Regions from separate parts of the Homo sapiens genome. Here region 1 is linked to region 2. The links are chromatin loops, found by intact Hi-C in ENCODE. Cell type or tissue: PC-9. All regions are shown on one strand. Links, peaks and the distances in the headings refer to the core of each region. The heading gives the core; the rest is flanking DNA.

The links. Peaks named below come from ENCODE experiments on the same cell type or tissue, not always from the same donor. Only the 100,000 strongest peaks of a DNase experiment are listed, where the experiment ranks them.
Region 1: a loop joins it to region 2, with 4 times the contacts of the local background. A loop is called at or near these places in 2 of 110 quality-filtered maps.

What each region holds. Positions count from the first base shown.
Region 1 is chr15:62,996,350-63,001,725 of GRCh38, reverse strand. No RefSeq gene overlaps it. Among named protein-coding and RNA genes, the nearest start is that of TPM1, 44 kb to the left of the region's middle. In PC-9, for the core only: no CTCF peak of the experiment used is centred there; a DNase peak (open chromatin) is centred at 3,205; H3K27ac peaks cover 2,184 bases.
Region 2 is chr15:62,854,641-62,860,016 of GRCh38, reverse strand. The region is part of intron 1 of LOC105370854 (a long non-coding RNA gene); the gene reads left to right. Among named protein-coding and RNA genes, the nearest start is that of MIR190A, 33 kb to the right of the region's middle. In PC-9, for the core only: no CTCF peak of the experiment used is centred there; DNase peaks (open chromatin) are centred at 2,306 and 2,826; H3K4me3 peaks cover 1,616 bases; H3K27ac peaks cover 4,934 bases.

The sequences.
Region 1 (5,376 bases), core at 300-5,299, 140 kb before region 2:
TTGTCTTAAGGCTTATTTTGTTTCAAATTAATATTGTCAAGATCAACTTCTTTTAGTTAGTATTACCTGGAATATTTTTTCTTAATCTTTTGGTTTTGATCCTTTCCTGTTTTTGGTTTTAAATGTGTCTTTTAGAATAGCTTTTAGCTGGATTGCAGTGCCTAGACCACTGCCTAGTATGCATAGTAGGTGCTTAATAATTATTTGTTGAATGAATGAATGAAAAAATTAAATCTAATCTGAAAATTTATCCTTTAACAGATGAGTTTAATCTGTTATAATTCTTGTGATTATTGATATTTGACCGACTTCTACCACTTTTTGTTTTCTAAATACATGTTTTATATTTCCTTCTCTTTTTATTTTCCTGCTTTATTGACTTCTACTGGATTAGTCGAATAGGTTTTATTTCATTTCCCCTTCTACTATATTGAAAGTGATTCCTTTTCTGTTGTTGAGAAGTGATTGAGTTCTCAATCACTTCCTATCTCTGTGCTACCAAGAAGAAAATAGAGAAAAGAAATAATAACAGCTATTTATTGTATATCTTGGTCAACATTTGGAATAAAGGACATTTGCTAACTATGCCCTTTGATCAGCACAATAACCCTGTAAATTCAATGTTAGAATGCCCATTTTACAGATAAGAACTTCGAGATTCAGATAGTTTAAGTGACCTGTCCAAGGCCCTACAGCCAGTGACCAGCAGATCTGGGGATGAAACTTGTTCTCTGTGATTTCACAGTATGCGTTTCCTGCTGCCAGCCACACTGCTGATGCAAAGGCCAACCCCAGATTGCTGTAGGACAGTTATCACAGTATTTCTTAGTTCCCACAGCCATATTCTGGTCACCAGACCTTGTTATCTCCGTGTCCTTGTGATAATTCAGAAATGGAAATGAATGAACACAGGCCTGGGGTACAAGTTCTGGGCACAAGAGAGCCATGAGCTGAGAAGTAAACAGAACCCTTAAAGCCCTCCAAAATTAAATTGGTCATAATCTGAATGAATTCTGTCAACTCTTTTTAATAACATCTCCAAATCAGCCACTTACTGTGTTGGGAATGCATTCTCTTCTCCCATTTGATACTTAGCTGGAGCCCGTTAATAAGCAGACAAAAAGAACTGTAATTCTTGCTACTATCTCTGCAAATTGATTTTCAGCTATTTGTTCTTTCTTCAAACAGCTTCCAATCTGCTTTGATTGTCTCCCTCTGGAAAGGGTCTGACGGCCCAGATTAGAGAGGGGGAGGAACATAGGGCCACATGGTCACTGGCTATAGGAGAGCAAGGACAGAAGCTTCTGAAGCTGTATTAATATTCAGTGTCAGTCGCAGGATGGATGGGAGAGGGAACAAGCTTCGGGAGCCTTTGATGAGGTCACCCACAGAGGAGGCAGGTGCTATGAATAAGATTACCCACAATCCCACAAGCTCCCGATGAATTCCCATTGCAGTAAACAATGTCCAGTGGAATGGTAATCCTGGGGTTGGATGTCCTGCTGATTTTGCAGGGGTACAGGTGCATCTTTGTCTGAAAGGGCGGTGTTCCTTTCTAGGATGAGAGTATGAAAGAATGTGACCAAATTTCTGAAATTCCATTCAGGGACTGCAGCCATGCCCAGTAACTGCACCCGCAAGCGTGTCTGCGAGGCGTGCAGCCCGGGCTGGCCAGAGGGCCTCACTGGGCCCTGTTCAGGATTTCATCTCTAGTGGAGGCACATGCGTCAACTCGCCCTTGAGAGGCACTTTTCAAAGTGGGTACCATCTGAATCCAAGCCAGTTGGTGGGGGTACAGGGTTGGTTGTGCCTGTTAAAATGTGGATCTGGGGCCCCACCCTAGACTTACTGAGTCAGAATCTAATAGGAGGATGCCAGGAATCTACATTTCCAATAAGTGGCTGGGGTGATTTTGGTACCAAGTCTAACTTGTTCTTCAGGGACTCTCTGCAGGTGCCGGCAGCCTCCTGTTGGGTGGCTGGGCTGGTGCGAGGGGGCACATACTGTTAGAGTAGATGAATAGTTAGACATAAACAAAAAAGAGAGCCCCTGGGGAGGAAGTTTTGGAAAATGTTATGTTCCAGAGACTACTTAAAACATGTATGTTAAATATAAACAGAGAGGAGGGAAAATGCCAATGCAGAAAAAGTGCCCCCAAACGCTCCTTAAGACGTCTTGTAATTTTGTAGTTAACCTGTCAAAATGTAGCTAGCTATGTATTAATAGAAAGGTAAAAAGGGCAAAGAAAATATTCCTAAGAAATCCACAGGCACAGTAAGTACAGTTGTAACCCCCCTGTGACCCTTCTGTGGTGGCGGTACATGAGCAAGGCCACCATTAGGTAAGGTTCGTATTGATTACCTGGCCCTGCACAAGTGTATCAATGACAGTGAGGGAAATTCCACAAACCTAGGTGAAAACTAGGAGGGAGCAAAAGTGGAGACTTAAAACAAAAGCAGAAAACTAAACAAAGAAAAAGGTGGAGTGTTAAGATGGAGGCAGGAGCTTAAAGAAACAGTCTGGCATAATAAAAACTGCAATACAAAAGTATCAGGGCTGCTCCCAGCCGGAAGAGCCCAGTCCTCTCTTGGAGTTTACTCTTATTTCCTTTTGCTTACTTTACTAATTGGTCTCTTAGCCAAATTCTTTCCTCCAGAAGGACTAAAAACCGAAGACTCCACACTTCCCAGTAACAATAGGAAGTGACAGAAGGGCCCTGGATGAGGAATCCTGACCCCAGCTTTCTCCTTAGCTTGCTCTGTGACTTTGAGCACGTCATGTTGTCACCGTGGGCCTCATTTTCTGGTCTGTTAAGTAAGTGCCACCCAGAGCTTCTTAGTAGAGGAACAGGACCAGAATTAATGGCCCAACTCTCTGTTTTGGACATAAGAGTCTGAGGTGGGAGTAGAACTTCTGACTGGAGGTAATAATTACAGCTCGTTTTCATCGCATGCTTACTGTGTGCCAGGCACTGCTGTAGAGATTTAGGCATGAGTATTTTTCTTTCATCACAGCCCCATGAGGTTGCACTTTCATATTATCAGTTTACAGATAAAGAACATGAGGCGAAGAATAGTTAAGGTCATAGCTAGTAAGAGGTGGAACAGGATTCCAAACGCAGACACTCAGACACCAGAACTTTCGCTGTTACAATAAAGATCTACTATATCTCTCCATCGTAAATGTCCTGCTGGCAATTGGAAATACCTGAAACAGCTAAGAGGCTTGCTCATCAGGCAGATGTGGCAGTCATCAAAATAGAGGTGACAGGTGGAAAGCCAGAGAGATATTTAAAGAGTGTGGAGTTGCAGCACCAGTAAATACCTGTTGACTTAACCAGCCCAGGGTAACAGCCCTTTGAACTTCTGTATGGTTGTAAAAATGTGACTTTGTTGAGGGGAGTTTAAAGCATGATTGCAGGTAGGTGTAGAAATCTTGGGTGAGGGGAAGGGGACATTTGCTAGCACCCTGCCCCCACCTGCCCAGCATGCTCTAGAGGTAATGGCCCTTTCCTTTATAGAGATTTAGGGCCGGAAATAGGTCCCTGCTCATTGTTTCAGAGCTCTGAAGACACGTTTGGGAAGTTACAAAGCAACCATGATGCCATACTTCCTTCACCGTAGAGACTTGTCCAGTAGATGACACTGGGTGTAATTTGGTCTCAGGCAGAACTGGGCCAGAATTTGATAGTGGGTAAAGCAGGTCCTTGCAGAAGGCTAAATTACAGGGGGTAATGCCTCCTTGCTAGTCCTCCTGGACTAGCAAGGGGCTGGATTTTCCATGGAAGGGAATGACCTTGTTGGTGGCAGATGCCATTCTATGGCCTTCTCATCTCTGTGTGCCCTCCTGGGGGTGGGGGTGGTCCCTTTTCTGCCCCAGCGTCAACTCTCACCTTCATGATAAGATTCCATAATCTTCGCCTCTAGCTTGGACCTCTCTCTGGCCTCAGGCTTTTATTTATATCCACCTCCTGGACCTCTGTATGTGGAGGCCCCGCTGGTAACTCACGCTCCATTTGTCCTGGTCTATTTCCCACAACTCCTGCCCTCTTTTGCTCTTCTCTTGTTAATAGAAGCTGTGTTCACCAAATTCTTCAGTGGTTTCCATCAGCTGCAGGGGAAAGCCCAGACTCCTGGGCTGGAACTCAGGGATATTCAGGTGCCAGACCCACCCACCTTTCCAGCCCCATGCCCAGCCCTTTGCATTCCAGCCACACTTGTGCCCTTTTACACCTTGGTGTCTTTGACTGATTTTTTATTAGGGTGCCTTTGCTTTCTGTAGCAGTCTGATTGCTCCTTTTTATCCTTCAAGACCTGGCATAACACCTTAGAGAAGCTTTGTAAGACTATAATCCTCTCCCTCCCCAGAAGAGGTCCTCCTTCCTTGGGGCTCCCTTGGCCTTTTTTTTTGGAGATACAACCTTGCTCTGTCGTCCAGTCTGGAGTGCAGTGGTGCAATCACAGTTCACTGTAGTCTTGACCTCCCGAGCTAAAGCAACCCTCCCACCTCAGCCTCCTGTGTAGCTGGGACCATAGGCACTTGCCAGCACACCAGGCTAATTTTTAAATTTTTTGTAAAGATGAGGTCTTGCTATGTTGCCCAGTCTGGGCTCAAACTCCTGGGCTCAAATGATCCACCCACCTCGGCCTCCCAAAGTGCTAGGATTATAGGTGTGAGCCACTGTGCCCGGCCTCCCTTGGCCCTTTCTGCATGCCACTAGTTCACGTTTTCCATGTTGCATTGCTAATATCTTTTCCCACGACCTTCCTGCTGGACACCAAGCTTCTCCATGGAGAGAAGCTTTCTGTCAAAGACTCTCACACTCAATTTTGTGTTCCCAGTCCCAGGAAAATGCTCAGGAGATGTGGTTTAAGAAATGAACCCATGGTTCAACAAATGGGTCAGAATTTCTGGGAGAATGGGCCTGTGGTTTACTGGGCCCCTCAGGATTTTATCCAAAGCATAATGGTGGTAAAGGGAAGGACAGATGCCTGGAGAGGCTTCCCAGATACCATGCCGCCCAGGACTCTGCATGTGTGAGGCCCTTGGGCCTCCCTGGCCCATCCTCCCTTCCTCCCCTGTTGTCTCAAATCTTGCAACAACTCACCACCTTCCTGTCTCAGCCCAGGACTCTCCCTTTGTTCCAGTCCTTTTAGAAGTCTCCTCACCTCTTCTAGGAAGCCTCTCTTCGTTAAATAGGATGGGGGAGAAAAGATGAGCTTTCCTAAAGCTCCTAAGTCAAGCATTTTCCCCCTCTCTGGCATTTCAGATTAATTGAGAGAGTGAGGAAGAGGAAGCAAAAAAGCACAGATTTTAGTCCTGTTAGGCTCTTGGTCCCATTAGAGAAGCAGTTAGTTCCCTAAACCCTTCATTAGG
Region 2 (5,376 bases), core at 105-5,104:
CACTGAGCAGCGGTTTGTAGTTGCCCTTGAAGAGGTCCTTCACATCCCTTGTAAGTTGTATTCCTAGGTATTTTATTCTCTTTTTTGTAATTGTGAATGGGAGTTCACTCATGATTTGGCTCTTTGTCTGTTATTGGTGTATAGGAATGCTTGTGATTTTTGTACACTGATTTTGTATCCTGAGACTTTGCTGAAGTTGCTTATCATCTTAAGGAGATTTTGGGCTGAGACGATGGGGTTTTCTAAATATACAATCATGTCACCTGCAAACAGAGACAATTTGATTTCTTCTTTTCCTAACTGAATACTCTTTATTTCTTTCTCTCGCCTGATTGTCTTGGCCAGAACTTCCAATACTATGTTGAATAGGAGTGGTGAGAGAGGGCATCCTTGTGCCAGTTTTCAAAGGGAATGCTTCCAGTTTTTTCCATTCAGTATGACACTGGCTGTGGGTTTGTCATAAATAGCTATTATTATTTTGAGATACATCCCATCGATACCTAGTTTATTGAGACTTTTTAGCATGAAGGGTTGTGGAATTTTGTTGAAGGCCTTTTCTGCATCTATTGAGATAATCATGTGGTTTTTGTCATTGGTTCTGTTTACGTGATGGATTACATGTATTGATTTGCGTATGTTGAACCAGGCTTGTGTCCCAGGGATGAAGCCAACTTGATCGTGGTGGATAAGCTTTTCGATGTGCTGCTGAATTCGGTTTGCCAGTATTTTATTGAGGATTTTTGCATCGATGTTCATCAGATGTTGGCAAAAGGCCAAATTGTTAAACATGTATATTTGGCTAAAGTTGAGGCTGAAGCCAAAAGTCACAACTGAATTTTGAGATTCCAGAAGAAATCTGAAATTGTATTAAATATTATTGTTATGATGATTTTATTACCAAAAAGGTTAGTAGTTACATGTTAAAGGGTGAGAACTGTTATTTCTCAGTGCAGTGTCATTTCCCTGCTGGTGCTCCTGTGACCATTATACTTTGACACAGAACAGTCACTCATTTCAACTAATATTTAATAATATCTGTTATGCTGAGCAGAATATAATTCAGAAAAAAAGTTTTTCAATAATATGTTTTCTAGAAAGAACTTTGTACCTACAATTCATTCTTGGGCAAATCTCTGCTCAGTATGGCAAGCTGGCTACATTGGGCATACAAAAAGCCTCTGAACCATACCAGGCAGGACAGTCTGGGTTTAATTCATTCCAGTCTGCATGGCTGCTCTGTGCAGCTAGTTTCGGCAAGGGCCCCTGAGCTGTGAGGAGCTTGAGTCGTCCTGTCAGCCCCACTCAGAGGTATTTGGCCTGCAGAGAAATTTTCTGATTTTCTCTAAACTTTGAGGAAAGACAGTTCAAAGATCTAGATGTATGCCTTCAGCCTCACCCATGGCATTTACTCTCTGTAAGGCTCATGACTTGCTCTTTGTTTTCTTTGCACCTGACTCATCTTCCTGCAGACTGTGTGCTTCCTGAGGGCAAACTCCCTGTTTGTTCATCGTTGGATTTTCTGCACCTGGCCCATGCCTGACCCACAGGGTCCTGGAGCACTGACTATGAGCCAGGAACTGTGTTGATGTTTCATGAGCTCATCTGATTTAATATCTAGAAAGTTTCCATGTACCTCCACCTCTAAGATAACTGTCATATGTATCTACTGGAGGAATTGACTTGTGAACGTTGACTTGTGCCTAAGACAGTCCTTGGAACGTAGAAAATTGCCCAATAAGATAAAATATGAGTTTTGGGAACCATTTGAAATTGGCATGAAGTCTTTATTCACCTAAACCTCTGAAAAGCACTGCTCTAGGAGCAGAGAAAAAGGGGGATTGAGACATCAAACAATTACACAAAATGACTGGGAAATGCCTGCAATATGGTCACTGCAAAGGCTGAATATTAAATTGTCTATTTGCTGTGATTATATAAAAAGTATAGGATCTGGAAATAAAACCTGGAAGTGAAATATTGACCAAAAGAATTCTAATGAGGGTTTCTTTTTCAAGATTTAAAAGCTAAGCATCAATCTAACTTAGCTGTTATTTACTAATTTAAATCCCTACTTTACTCCATAAGAATCTAAGGAGGCTTAGAAGCTGGTTTGTGCATCAGCTGAGGCCAATCTGAGAGGCTACGGGCCTTTGTTCTTCCATCGCCTCAAGGGCCAGACCTGGAAAAAGAGAGCAGGGTTTCTCCAGTGCTGGCCTGCCTCGGAACTACCTGGGTGCTTAGGAACAAGAGTGGTGACTGGGCCCACTCTGGCACCTGCTGAGTCATAGTCTCTGTGGTTGAGGTGCCAGATTCATATTTTTCTGAAACTCCTTGGGGCATTCATTCAGCAGGTTACATTTTGCCAGGGTTAACACCCATTTTGCACCTCTGCCAGGGTGAGGATGTGGTTAGGGGAGGAGGGCATGGGTGCTCATCACAGCCCTGTACCTGCCGTGGGAAGACTGTGATTAGGGACAACCTCCTATCCTTAAGGCTGGCCAGGAGCTGGCGGGGAGCTGGCCCCGCTTCCAGCCCTGTGGGAAGTGGCAGTGAGAGTGGGAACAGGACATGAACTGTCATCTGTGGCAGTGACCCTCCACGTGTGGCCCGTGAGCCAGCAGCACGGGCATCAGCAGGGAATGTGATGGAAAAGCAAACTCTTTGGGCCGTGCCCCAAACTCACTGAATCAGAGATGAGGGGACTCAGCACCTGTGTGTTACACCCTGTGGGTGATTCTGACTGGCATTTCAATGTTGGCAAATCACTGATCTGTAGACCCTTCTCCTAATTATCTTCTTCTAATCTCCCTGCAGCCATTTGAGGTGAGAGGTGGCAGTGCCCTATTTTGGAGAGCTTAGTTATCTGCTGTGTCCCAAAGCCTGCCAGGAGCAGAGGCGGGAGCCAAGTCCAGGCCAGGTGGTTTCCGGCTCCTTCCATTCCTCAGGTATCCAAGAGCAGCTGGTGGTGGCAGGAGTGGCTGCTCTCCTCCTCCGTGCCTTGAGAGAGGGTCTGGGAGGGTGTGAGGGAATGCGGGGAGCAGCCTCATAACCAGCAAGGCCTCTGGGGAAGCAGGGAGCCCCCATGTGCATTCCTGTGCTGTCTCACACCCACCCCGCCCCTGCATAGTCCTGGCCTCCCCATGGCCCTTACCACATCAGGGAACCCAGGAATGGTGTGTCCAGGTAAGAGGCTGGAAATGAAATTTTCATTTTAAAAAAGTCCTTCCGGGTTTACAAGGTGTGTGTGAAGGGATGGTGCTCATACCTGAGAGGGCGTCCGTGGATTAGGAAAGTCAAAATGATGAGGGGTCCCTCACCTGCCAACACCACTGTGGGTAGGGTGGACCCTGCCCCTCCTGGCCACCTTGCTGTGCAGGCGGTGGCAGCAGGTTCCCACCACAGACGAGGAAGCTGAGCCTCAGTGAGCAGAGGGCAGTGCCAGGGCTCAGTAGGGGATGTGGACACCTAGACCACTCTGCTGCAGCCCACCCTGGGCTCGGGTCCTGCACTGCCTGGCAGAGGCCGGTCCAGGCTTCCAGTTGATTGGGGAGAGGCTAGCCTCACTGTCGTCTCTGCCTGTCCAACCCAGCTTCTTCTCCCTCTGTGGAAAAGGGTAGCTGGGTTAATATCAAATGTTTTCATGTCAACCTACAATTTGGATTTCCTGAAGGTGTTTGGTCTGGGGAATAGAGGGGTGAAGGATGAAGTTTCTCCATCTTAGTTTTTCAATGATGAGGAAAACCTCATGCTTCCTGAGTTGGGAGAAGCACTTGCCTTAGAGTCAGAAAAAGCTAAGGTGGAATTGTCATTTCTCTCCCTTCCCGTATTTAACAGCTTGCACCTCAGTTTCTTTATGTAACAGCTTGCACCTCATGGGACAACACAACCCGTGTGGCAGAATTTTTGTGAAGAGTCAATGAAATAGTGTATGTGATCGCTCGAGCAGTGACCGGTACGGAGGTGCTGAAGAGATGCTGCTTGTTACTTTCTTTCTAGGTACCACAGAGTCCGTGTTCACACAGTGTAAATGCCATCTGTGGGAATTTAGGACACTGTCACTAGAGACACAGTAGTTTAAATCACAGACGTAATTAAGAAAACCCAATATACTATAATTCAGAAAATCCAAATCTGCAAACCAAATGCAAATTATTCTCTTTGCAGAAGGATTCTTCTATTAAAAAAAAAAAAAGCCCAAACAAAAAACCCAAAACATACCCAGAGATTCCCTTAAAATCATGTATTGATTTTATTTTATTCAGTCTCTTCAGGAATATATTTATTGGGTAAAGCATAGATTTAGTGACCACCTGGGCATCTCCAGCTCAGAATTGCCCCCAGTAGTAAGAGAAATTTGCTTTTTTTTTTTTTTTTGAGACAGCGTCTCGCACTGTCACCCAGGCTGGAGTGCAGTGGTGCGATCTCAGCTCACTGCAACCTCCACCTCCCGGGTTCAAGCAGTTCTCCTGCCTTAGCCTCCCGAGTAGCTGGGACTATAGACACATGCCACCATGCTTGCCTAATTTTTGTATTTTTAGTAGAGACGGGGTTTCACCGTGTTAGCCAGGATGGCCTCGATCTCCTGACCTCGTGAGCCACCTGCCTTGGCCTCTTGAAGTGCTGGGCTTGCAGGCATGAGCCACTGTGCCCGGCTGGAATTTGCTTTTTTAAATTAAAGAAACTTGAGCTCAAAAAGATTAAAAAAAAATTCCACTTGAAAATTCTTGGCATAAATGTCCCATTTTTCTGACCTACACAACCTATGGGTATAGGTCAGAACAATGGAACATTTGTTCTATACCCATAAGAAAATGCCACAAAGCAAAGTGTCCATAAATCCACAGTAAATCTTTACTTAATGTCATTAGGTTCTTGGAAACTGTGACTTTGAGCAAAATGACGTATGATGGACGAAACCAATTTTTTTCCTCATCAATGTTATAATGAAATCACACTGAACAAAACGACATTATTTGGAAACTTGCTGTCTATTGCTTCTCTTAAAGTCAAGACTCCAAGAACCTATTGATGACCTTAGGTGAGCCCTTGCTATACGGGACTGCAATTCACAGGAGAAACCATTCTCACTGGACACTCGCTGGGCCTCTCTCTCTTTATCAAAATCATTTATTAACCCTGTGGCCTTGGGCCTTGGGTGATGCCTCTGAGCTTCAGCATCTGCATCTGTGAACAAGGCTGGGACAGATGCAGGCGTCAGACAACGGGTTCACATCAGTTCTCGCTCCGAAATGCCAGTTTTCTTCCCTGCGATGGTGGTAATGGGATGTTGGGCCATGACTATTGGTACCATTTCTGTGCTGTCATAAAAACACTTGTTATTATTTTGGCATGAAATAGTCTTTTAAGCTGGTGCTG